Linked DNA regions of Homo sapiens: region 2 is linked to region 1. A link is a loop called in an ENCODE intact Hi-C map of the cell type or tissue named here. Cell type or tissue: HCT116. All regions are shown on one strand. Each heading gives the region's core, and the rest is flanking DNA. Links, peaks and the distances in the headings are about the cores only. Region 1 has its middle 45 kb from the start of COL21A1. Region 2 has its middle 39 kb from the start of HMGCLL1.

The links. A loop is a pair of places that touch in the nucleus more often than their neighbours do. Peaks named below come from ENCODE experiments on the same cell type or tissue, not always from the same donor. Only the 100,000 strongest peaks of a DNase experiment are listed, where the experiment ranks them.
Region 2: it touches region 1 in a loop (5-fold over the local background); 5 of 110 quality-filtered maps call a loop at or near these places.

What each region holds. Positions count from the first base shown.
Region 1 is chr6:56,290,188-56,295,581 of GRCh38, reverse strand. It overlaps a transcript of COL21A1 not described here. Among named protein-coding and RNA genes, the nearest start is that of COL21A1, 45 kb to the right of the region's middle. In HCT116, for the core only: a CTCF peak has its summit at 2,793 (motif pointing right); a DNase peak (open chromatin) is centred at 2,811.
Region 2 is chr6:55,615,013-55,620,406 of GRCh38, reverse strand. It overlaps a transcript of HMGCLL1 not described here. Among named protein-coding and RNA genes, the nearest start is that of HMGCLL1, 39 kb to the right of the region's middle. In HCT116, for the core only: CTCF peaks have their summits at 2,737 and 2,941 (motif pointing left); a DNase peak (open chromatin) is centred at 2,936.

The DNA of each region.
Region 1 (5,394 bases), core at 269-5,268:
ATACTCCATATACAATGAAAGGAAGACTCAATATTAAGATGTCATTTCCTCCTAACTTCATCTATGGATTCAATGGAATCCTAATAAAATCTCAACAAGTTACTTTGTGGATGTTGACAAACTGATTCTAAAGTTTATTTGAAAAGTCAAAAGACCCAGAATAAAAACATATTGAAGGAGAAAAGCAAAGTCAGCAGGTCGACATAGCTGGACTTCAAAACTTACTATGAAGCTACAGTATTCAAAACAGTGTGGTACTGGTGAAAGAACAGGCAAATAGACCAATGGAATGGAACAGGGAGCCCAGAAATAGACTCACATGAATGTAGTCAACTGATCTTTGACGAAGGACAAAGGCAATTCAATAGAAAAAAACCCAATCTTTTCAACAAATGCTACTGGAATAATTGAATACCCATGAGTAAAAAAAATAAAATAAAATGAAAAAGATTCCAAACACAGACCTTGCACCCTTCACAAAAATTAACTCAAAATGGATCATAGACGTACATGCAAAATGCAAAACTGTAGAACAGCTGGAAGATAACACAGGAGAAACTCTTAAGTGACTTTGACTTTTTTATATACAATACCAAAAACACTATTCATGAAAGAAAAATTGAGAAGTTGGACTTTATTAAAATTAAAAACTTCTGCTTTGTGAAAGACACTTTTAAGAGAAGGAAGAAACAGCCACTGACTGGGAAAAAAATTTCTGCCACCATATCTGATAAAGGGCTAGTATCCAAAATATACAAAGAACTCCTTTTAAAACTCAAAAATACAAAAGCAAATGACCCAACTAAAATATGAGCAAAAGATCTGAACAGACGCCTCACCAAAAAATAAACATACAGGAGATACTCAACATCATTTGTCATTTAGAGAACTGTACATTAAAACAATGAGATACCACTATACACATTATACATTTGTCAAAGCCCATAGAATGTGTAACACAAACAGTGACCCCTAATGTAAATTATGGGCTATCGTTAGTATTGCCGTATCAGTAGTGCATCAGTTGTAACAAATATACCACACTAATGCAAGATGTTAAAAATAGGTGAAAATATATGTGTGTATATGGGCAAAGGGAATAGACAGGAATTCTCAATATTCTGATCAGTTTTCTATAAACCTAAAGCCTAACATTATAAACAAAAAATATGTGAAATTGCTTTTCACTTGAATATACATTGTAGAAATATGCAATGTATTTTATATGCACCGTAGAACATTATGCATTATTTCTTGACCCTTTGAAAGTTTTTAATCTATGGAATGTATTGATTGATTTTCAGTTTTGACTGAAAATGGCAAAGTTAAGCCCTCACACAATGCAATAAATTCACAAAGGCAGTAGAGATTTGCTACTTAATTCAATCTTGCCTTTTTGTTTGATTCAGAGTCAAAATATAATTGTAAGTGATAGTCCCATTTAGTATAGTAAAGATAGGAGTTTAGTGTGATTATGACTGGTAGAGTAACATAACAATTTGAGTTCAGTTCTGGTTCAACTAAATTGCCATTTCAAATCAATTTTGTGGTTTTATTTTAATTACGTTTGACTCACCACATGCAGTTTTCACCATATGCACTTTGCAATAAACCAGGATAAATTCCAAAAGGCGCTAGCGCATCTCAGCTGTTACAGTTCAAGTTCAGTTGCAACTTAATACAATAGAAACCTTTCTTCCTTTCATAAAAGTTTCTCATGGCTGAATGCATTTTGCATAATTAGCCAACTGTTTGGAAATTTTCATGGGACTTTTTCATTTATTTTAATTAAATTTCAAAATCCAAATCATTATCAGCTTTCATGTGTCTTCATCATAAATTTTTCATAGTAATTCTTAGATTTATTTGATAATTTTCATTTTAAATCAAGATTCCCATAAGATATTTTTGGCAACCAAGTCAAAGCTGCCTAAGGAAATGTGAAAGTTAGAAGAGATTTTTATCTATAATCTCATGTTTTATTTCATTAATGATTAAAATTAATACATTTATATGACAGTTTAACATTGGGTTTTTCTTTTAATACTGGACACTAGGTCTTCTAGTTTCTACATAGTAAATATGATTATAGTGAGTTACACCTTTTTTGTTGTTGTCTGAAGACTGTCATAATATCTTTATCTTCATATTTATTCATCAGCTCATTCATCTACACTAAAAGAATCCTTAATGTCATATGTCATGGAAACTTTAAAAAACCTGAAAATTTCAGAATACATGACTCATAAAACATGTGAGAAAAAGAATCCTATATACAAGACAATGATCGTATAAAATGACATTGTTTTGGCAAATCTGGAACACAGATGAGAACTTTTGAATCAAAATTATTGACACTTTTTACATTACTTAATTTTATTTCACGTAAAAGTTGAAAGAGAATTAATAATGTGTTTAAAACTAAAAACTGAACATGCACAAATATACGGAAACTTCTGCTTTCACTGTAGATTCAATGCAAACTCAATCTTAGTGTATTTTAAAATTATGCAGAATCTTCCTAGATTTGAAAAATATCACTTTTTATTTGCACTTTGATATGAGCTAGTCTAATGATAAAAGCATACTATAAATTTTTAAGCATAAAATTGAATACATATGTATATATACTTTATATTAACACATACATGAATGCATCCTACTTTAAATGATGTTTTAATACAATTGTTAAAAGGATTGACAACTTTCAGGAATAATTATGCTTAAGATTTAAATTCAAAATACTAGACTTTACAATTACAATCTAAGCTTGAGTTAGAGATCCTCCACTGGGTGGCAGAAGCATACCAGGAATATTCACAAATAGACCCTGGCTCAGGGAATGTGTTGTCAGTGTGTGGATGTTACCTAGGAGAATATGCTGATGCCCCTAAGAAGGTCATGCACTGACCAGTTATTTCTTCAGCTGTGTCCATGTGTTGGCACTGAGCTACTATGTTCTCCCACCTGGTATCCCTTGTGGTGAACCAGGCACATTTGCCAGATGCCTGGTAGAGGGAGATACTCCAAGCTCTGGCTAACAGGGCTTTCTCTGTGAGAGGCTGAGGCACCTGCATGGGGGAAAAACAAAAAGCAAAACAAAACAAAAAACAAAAACTTAATGCCTGGACTTACTATTTCCCTGGTGAGTTCAAGAACCCAGACTCTCTTTGGCGGGGGAGGGGGGGGGTCCCTGTTTTGTTGATATTAATTACACCATATATAAATTCAAAGTGAAGTTTTTGAATTTACTCGGGCAATTAAGGAAGGACCAAGAAAAAGATGTTTGTAATAATTTTAAACAAAAGCAGAGTAACAGGCAAGAAAATATCTAACTTTAGAGATAACACCTTGACTGAACTCATTTCTTCATCCCATTGAAAATACTCTTTATTTTTAATTTTTATTTTTTTGAGACAGAGTCTCATTCTGCGGCCCAGGCTGGAGTGCAGTAGTGTGATCTCAGCTCACTGCAACCTCCACGTCCCGGGTTCAAGCTATTCTCCTGCCTCAGCCTCCCGAGTAGCTCAGATTACAGGCGTGTACCACCACACCCAGATAATTTTTGTGTTTTTAGCAGAGACAGGGTTTCACTACGTTGGCCAGGCTGGTCTCGAACTCCTAAAACTCAGGTGATCTGCCCACCTTGGCCTCCCAAAGTGCTGGGATTACAGGCACCACACCCGGCCTGAAAATAGTCTTTACATGTAAGATGATAAACCATGGTGAAGTAGTGGTTTGTATCTTCAGCATTAGGGAACGAATTGTGATTATTTTAAAATGGGGATTGCTGCCAAGCTACTGACTAACAGGAGATAACTTATTTTAGAAGTCAAGATAGAGTGACATCCTCTAACACAGGACTTTTCACAGTATAGTACATGTAAGAATCCCTTGGGGTTCTTGCTACAATGCCGAGTCTGATTCAGTAGCTGTGCCAGTTACAGCTATTGCCTCTCAACTCCAAACCCACCCTCCTAAGCTCTGCTTTGTGGTGTTGGAGCTAGACTCTGCGACCCGCATTTTGGCTCTTAGTCTCCCTCTAGCACCCACTACTTTGTGCTCAGCTTTTGCAGTAGTGGGTGCCAGGGGGAGACTGCAAGGCCAGAAGTGGGAGAAGGCATCCGCCTGTTTGCAGCTTCTGTATCATCCCAGCAATGCTGCTTCAGTCTGGCAGCAGCGGTTCCTTTCTGTGGTAGCAGCTTCCAGTTTGCAGTTTTTTTTCCAGTGCTCTCAAAATGAACTTCACCTTGCCCCTTCAAACACCCCAGCACTGGCCAAGAAACTGCCCCTTTCTCAGGGATCCAATCTCTTTCTTTTTGTTCCCCTAACTCTAGAGTTGGAGCTGCTTTCTGCAATTGTTACCTCCATAATATATTGTTAGAGTTTTACTTTTACTCTTTCAATTACCTAGTTAACTTTATCCCTAGTTAACAGTTCTTTATACAAGATTCTCACTGTTCAGATAACTGCTGTGGTTTCTTTCCCTTCCCTTGACCCTGAGTGATGCAGTAGGTCTGAGGTGGGGCCCAAGATTCTGCATTTCTGACAAGCTCCCGGGTAATGCCCAGTCGCTGGTCCATGGATCACATTTTTAGTGGCAAGCAGAAGTGCTATTCAAAGGTGTAGAGAAGTGGTTCTCGATATTTGGCTGCACATTTGAATCACCTGGGAGCTTTAGGCAAATAGGAATGGCCATATGTCACCTCAAGTGAGCTTGATTTAGTTGGTTTGAGGTGTTGCCTAAGCATTGGGTTGTCAGTGGGTTGTTAAAATCTTCCTGGCCGGGCGTGGTGGCTCACGCCTGTAATCCCAGCACTTTTGGAGGCTGAGGCGGGTGGATCACGAGGTCAATAGATCAAGACCATCCTGGCCAACATGGGGAAACCCCATCTCTACTAAAAATACAAAAAAATTAACTGGGCATGGTGGCATGTGCTTGTAGTCCCAGCTACTCAGGAGGCCGAGGCGGGAGAATCACTTGCACCTGGGAAGCGGAGGTTGCAGTGAGCCGAGATCATGCCACTGCACTCTAACCTGGGCAACAGAGCAAGACTTCGTCTCAAAAAAAAAAAAAAAAAATCTCCTAAGTGATTCTAATATGCATCTAGAATTGAGAATCTTTGTTCTAGAGCAATGGCTGTCAATCTGGGGGCAAATTTGTCCTCCTGAGGGGACACTTGGCAATGTCTGGAGACATTTTTGGTTGTCAGAATTAGCCGGGGGATGCTACTAGTATCAAGTGGGAAGGGGCCAGGGGTGCTGCTATGCATCCTGTAATACACAGGACAGTCTTCCATGACAAAGGATGATTCTAACCACAATATCAATAGTGCTAAGGCTGAGAAACCCTGATCTCTAGATCAGGGCAAGGTCAACCCAGCTCATCTCTTT
Region 2 (5,394 bases), core at 271-5,270, 680 kb after region 1:
TATAATCTCATCCCAGTTAAAATGGCTTCTATCCAAAAGACAGGAAATAATAAATGCTGGCAAATATATGGAGAAAAGGGAACCCTGGTACACTGTTGGTGGGAATGTAAATTAGTACAGCCACTGTGGAGAAGAGTATGGAGGTTCCTCAAAAAACTAAAAGTAGAACCACCATATGATCCAGCAATTCCACTGATAGGTATATTGCCAAAAGAGAAAAAAATATCAGTGTATCAAACATGGGAATATCTGTACTCCTATGTTTACTGCAGCACTATTCACAATGCTCAAGATTTGGAAGCAACCTAAGTGTCCATCAACAAATGAATGGATAATAAAAAAAGGAGGTACTTATACACAATGGAGTACTCTCAGAAAAAAGAATAAGATCCCGTTGTTTACAACAACATGGATGGAAATGGAAGTCATTATGTTAAGCGATATAAGCCAGGCACAGAAAGACAAACCTCACATGTTCTTAATATTTGTGGGAACTAAAAATTTAGGCAATTGAACTCATGGAGATAGAGAGTAGAATGGAGGCTGGGATGGGTAGTGGAGCGGGGGCGGTGTGGGCATGGTTAATGTGTACCTAAATATAGTTAAATAGAATGAGTAAGATCTACTATTTGATAGCACAACAGAGTGACTGGAGATAACAATAATTTATAGTTCATTTAAAAATGACTTAAAGAGTATAATTGGAATGTTTATAATAGAAAGAAGTGATAAATGCTTGGGATAAGTACCCTATTTTCCCTGATGTGATTATTATACATAGTACGCCTGTATCAAAATATCTCACATACCCCATAAATATATACACCTACCACATACCCATAACAATTAATTTTTTTTGGAAAATAAGTATTTATTAACTTCTTGGTTTGTTGAAGAACCAAATAAATATAATTGACTAATTTTAAATATAAGTAGTCAACAGAACCCCCCTCCCATGTGCCACTATTGTTATTTCATTATGAATTTGAAATATGCGAAAAGGCATTAGAATCAGTAGTCTTATTAACTCTGCAGAAACAGTTTATGGTAAAAACAAAATCGTATTTAGATGCCATTTTATGAGGAATGTGAATTTAATGCTTTTACAGCCTGATTTTTTTATATAATTTTTTTTCACTACAATTTCACATGTATTCAACTTCGTAACACATGAGTGCACAGACCAAACATGAAAGTTCTTTTTCATGCCCCTGCACATGTTCCAAATTCATCCATCTGATAGCCTACCAACTTCATCTTCTTTTTGATCCCTATCTTTGACCTCTCCCTCTTCCCACCCCAGTTTTGCCTGCTTGCTCTGGAGGCCTGCTGACAATTTCTACCATCCAGGGATGGGTCCATTGTTTCCTGAAATCCGTGTTTTTCCTCCTTTTGTTTTTTCTTGTGTTTGGAGCAAACACCTCCTTTAGTAACTTCCTAAGAAAAGTTGCATGAACAGTAAACACTTTAAAATCTCACATGCCTGAAAATGTCATTAGTCTCCTCTCACACTTGATAACTAAGTTCACTAGGTGTAAAATTTTAGTTGAGAATCATTTCCTTTTAGAATGTTTAAGGTGTTTAGCTTTTGGTTCTTTTTAACTTTCAATGATTTTTAGCTTTTAAATTTCAGTAAAATCTCTTAGTTAACAAAATTGCTAATAATGTAACTAAAAAGTTACTTTTAACAATCTTATAACATACTTACTGCAGATACTTTGCATATAGACTCTTTCTTTTCTTTTCCTCTTCTCTCTGTAAGCTCTTAAGATATTGTCTTTGTTTCTAGAATTCTAAGTTTACAAATCATAGTACCTGTGTTGGCCTTTTTAAAACTGTTGTGCTGTAATATGGAAATTCATGTTCCTAACTTCTAAAAATACATTGAATTATTTTTTTGATAATTTCTTCTCTATTTGTTCTCTCTGACATGTTTATTATTCATATCCAAATACATTCTCAAAATTTATTTTCTCTTTTTTCTTTCTTACTAGAAGTCCACTAGAGAATAATTTTATTAATGATTTGCTCTATAGGCCACCATTTGTTCAAAAGGTCACTTTTTTTTTTTACTTTTTTTGGTGAACTACAACATACATACAGAAGAGTAAATAAAATATAAATGTACAATTAACAGCTAATTATAATACAAATGCCCACATAATATCTCCCAGGTCAAGCAATAGAACATTACCAGACCCCAGACGTTTCCAGTATGTCTCTTACCAATTATAACATCCTCCCTTCCCATTATCCTGATTTTTATTATAATTACTTCCTTGTTTTACACTATATTATAGTTTCATCACCTATGCATGCATTCCTAAAAATCATGATTTCACTTGACTAAATTTTGGTCTTTATATAAATGCAATCATACTACATGCATTATTTCGAACTTGCTTCATGTGTATATTATAGTTATAAAAATCCACGTTCCTTATAACTATGTTTTTTTATTGCTGTGTAATGTTCCATTGTATGAACATAGCATAATTTATTTATCCATTCTACCTATGATGGATATTTGGGTTGGTTCACACATTGAACAATTATGAGCCATCCTGCTGTGGACCTACTTGTACATATATTCTTGGGCATATGTGCATTTGTTTCCCTAGGGCATGGAGCTCTCTAGAAGGGGAATTGCAAGGATGCACAGAGGGTATATATCATCACCTTTACCAGATAATTCACTTTCCAAAGTGGTGGTACCAGTTTACAATTCCACCAGCAGCGGATGAAAATGTCGTTGCTCTACATTCTCGCCAACCAACGGTGTTTAATAAGACTTCTGAATTTCAGATTTGATTTTTGTAAAAGCTTCCACCTTAACTTTTAATAAAACACAATTATGAAGCTTAGTATGATATCTTCAGTGTATGCCCTCTCCTCACAACCTAGCAGAGCTGGCAACTCCATTAATACTGCTGCCCCCTGCTGTACAAGTGACAAAGTGGTCTATAGGTTGGTTTCATTTAGCATGGTTCCCAACCTCTTCACAGTCTAACTCCTTCTTCTGTGCATATGCTTCACTTTGTCCATGTCTCTTTTAGCATGCGGTTTCCAAGACTATAAATATTGTCTTCCCAAATGAGCTGGTGGGTGTGGAGAATCAGGCTTAATGAGAAGTTATTCTCAAACATCACAAAGATATGTCCAGGTGCAGGCTACTTGCCAAGAAAACAAGCAAGACAGGACATCATGAGTGCAAGATGAGTGTGGTCTAAGTCCTTAACTATTAAGAAACTTTAGGGTTTTTTTTGTGACAGGATGATTTGTGCAGCAAACCACCATGGCACACATTTACCTGTGTAACAAATATGCACATCCTGCACACATACCCGTGAAAGTAAAAGTTGGAAAGAAAAATTTTTAAAAATCTTATCCTTTTTTCTCTTTGTCTTATTATTTTTATCTGGCAGATTTTTTGAATTGTATCTTCCAAACTTCTACCTAGTTTTTCATTTATGCAGTCACATTTTAAATTTCCAATAGATCTTTTTTTGTTCTTGAAGTCTCCATTTTTATAATCTAATTTTTTTGTTATATAGCAAAATCTCTCTCACCTCTCTAAAGACATAACTAAGTTTCATAATGTTTTATTCTTCTTTCTTTACTGATATTTTTTACTTCTAGTTTGTTTAATTTTTTAAATTGTTTTGTTCTCAGTCATATTATTGTTTTTCTCATATATGAGTTAAGACTGTACTTGACTTTAATTTTCTAGTTAATAATTAGATTCTGTAAGGTCAGTGGGAAATTTTATGTTCAATATTCGATCTCATTACATGGTAGGCATTACAGTAGATTGGTCAGTTGGTTTATCAGTTCATTGTTGCCGTATCACAACTCAACTTCAAAATGACTAGCTTAAAACAGTATCCATTTATTCAGCTCATGATGGTTCAGGTGGAGTCTGAACTGGCCCAGCTGATCTCTCTGGATTAGCTCATGCTTCTGTGATCAACTGTCATGTTGGCTGGTAGCTGGATGATACAGGTTCTTAAGTGTGGTTGTTGGCAGGTTGTTAGCTAATGAATCTTTGTTTTTCTCCTCTCCTTGTCCAGCAGGTTAGATTGGACTTGTTTACATGATGGCCTTAGGATTCCAAGAGATCAAGAGATCAAGTCCCAGTAGGCAAGGGTTTATGAAGCATCAATTTTGTATCATGTTTGTGAATGTTCTTTGGCCAAAGCAAATCCCATAGCAAACATAGATTCAAAGGCTGGGGAAATTGTTCCCAAGTCTTAATGGGAAGATCTTCAATGTTACACTGCAAGATGCAAGGAGAAGAAGACTATATGGCTATTTTTATAATCTACTGCAGAATGGCTCCCGGCTGTTGCTTTACTGGGTATTTTCAAATGTCATATTATATAAATATTTTCTCTTAAGAAATTTTACCCAGGAATAAAATTTTAAGGGAATGTAAGTGTGGCTACAACTGTTTCAAGTGGGGGATAGGGCAGGGTCTTTTCAGTCATTATGCCAACTTTCTATTAAACTTTCTGTATTCATTTTGGTACTCTACACTCATCTTTGCCTATTGACATAAATCAAGAGACCCTCTAGCTTAACTTTCCCAAAGAATAAGCTTTCAGTCTTCTGTTAGTTGGTAGAGAGGAAGTTGTCTCATTATGTAGACAGCAGATAAAGCCTTAAACAAATGCACCTATGATGTTTGTAGCTGTAGTTAACAATGAAGTGGCTTTAAGGCAGGGCCTACCAGATACTATTATTCAGAAATAGTCTATAGGTAAATCTTTTCATGATGTACAAATTTCAAATGCTATATATTTTATTTATCAAACATTTAAATTAATATGTTGTAAGCCAAAGACATTTCACAAAAGTCTTACCAACCGTCCTAATTACATTGGATTAGGTGATTGAGCTGGGAACTCTTCATATAATAACTTCTTTCAAGCCTTTCCCTTTACACTCCACCTGCAAGTACATTTTATAGAGGCACAAGGTGCCTGCAAATCTTTGAGCCTTGAAATCTTCTGCAGTATTTTCCCAACTGCTAGCTTGAGATTCACCTTTGTCTTTTCTGCTGGGGCAGTTATTCCTCATGTGTACGCTTTCTAGATTTCAACATTTTGTTGCTATCATTTCCTTTCTTTTTTTTCCTATGATTTTTGGGTTTTTAATCATAGCATAATTTTTATAGGAGTGAGTGGTGGAAGTAGACATGCTTCCCTCTTTTTTCTTTTTCTTTTTACTTTTATAAACAATGCTAAAATTATCATTCATTTATGTATAATCTGGTGTTAGAAAAAGTCTATGCTGTTTACACTAAATGCCAATCCAAATAAAATGTGTATTTGGTAAATGGCAACAAAATACAGTTTATAATTACTATTTCTATTTATAAATTAATTCATGAGA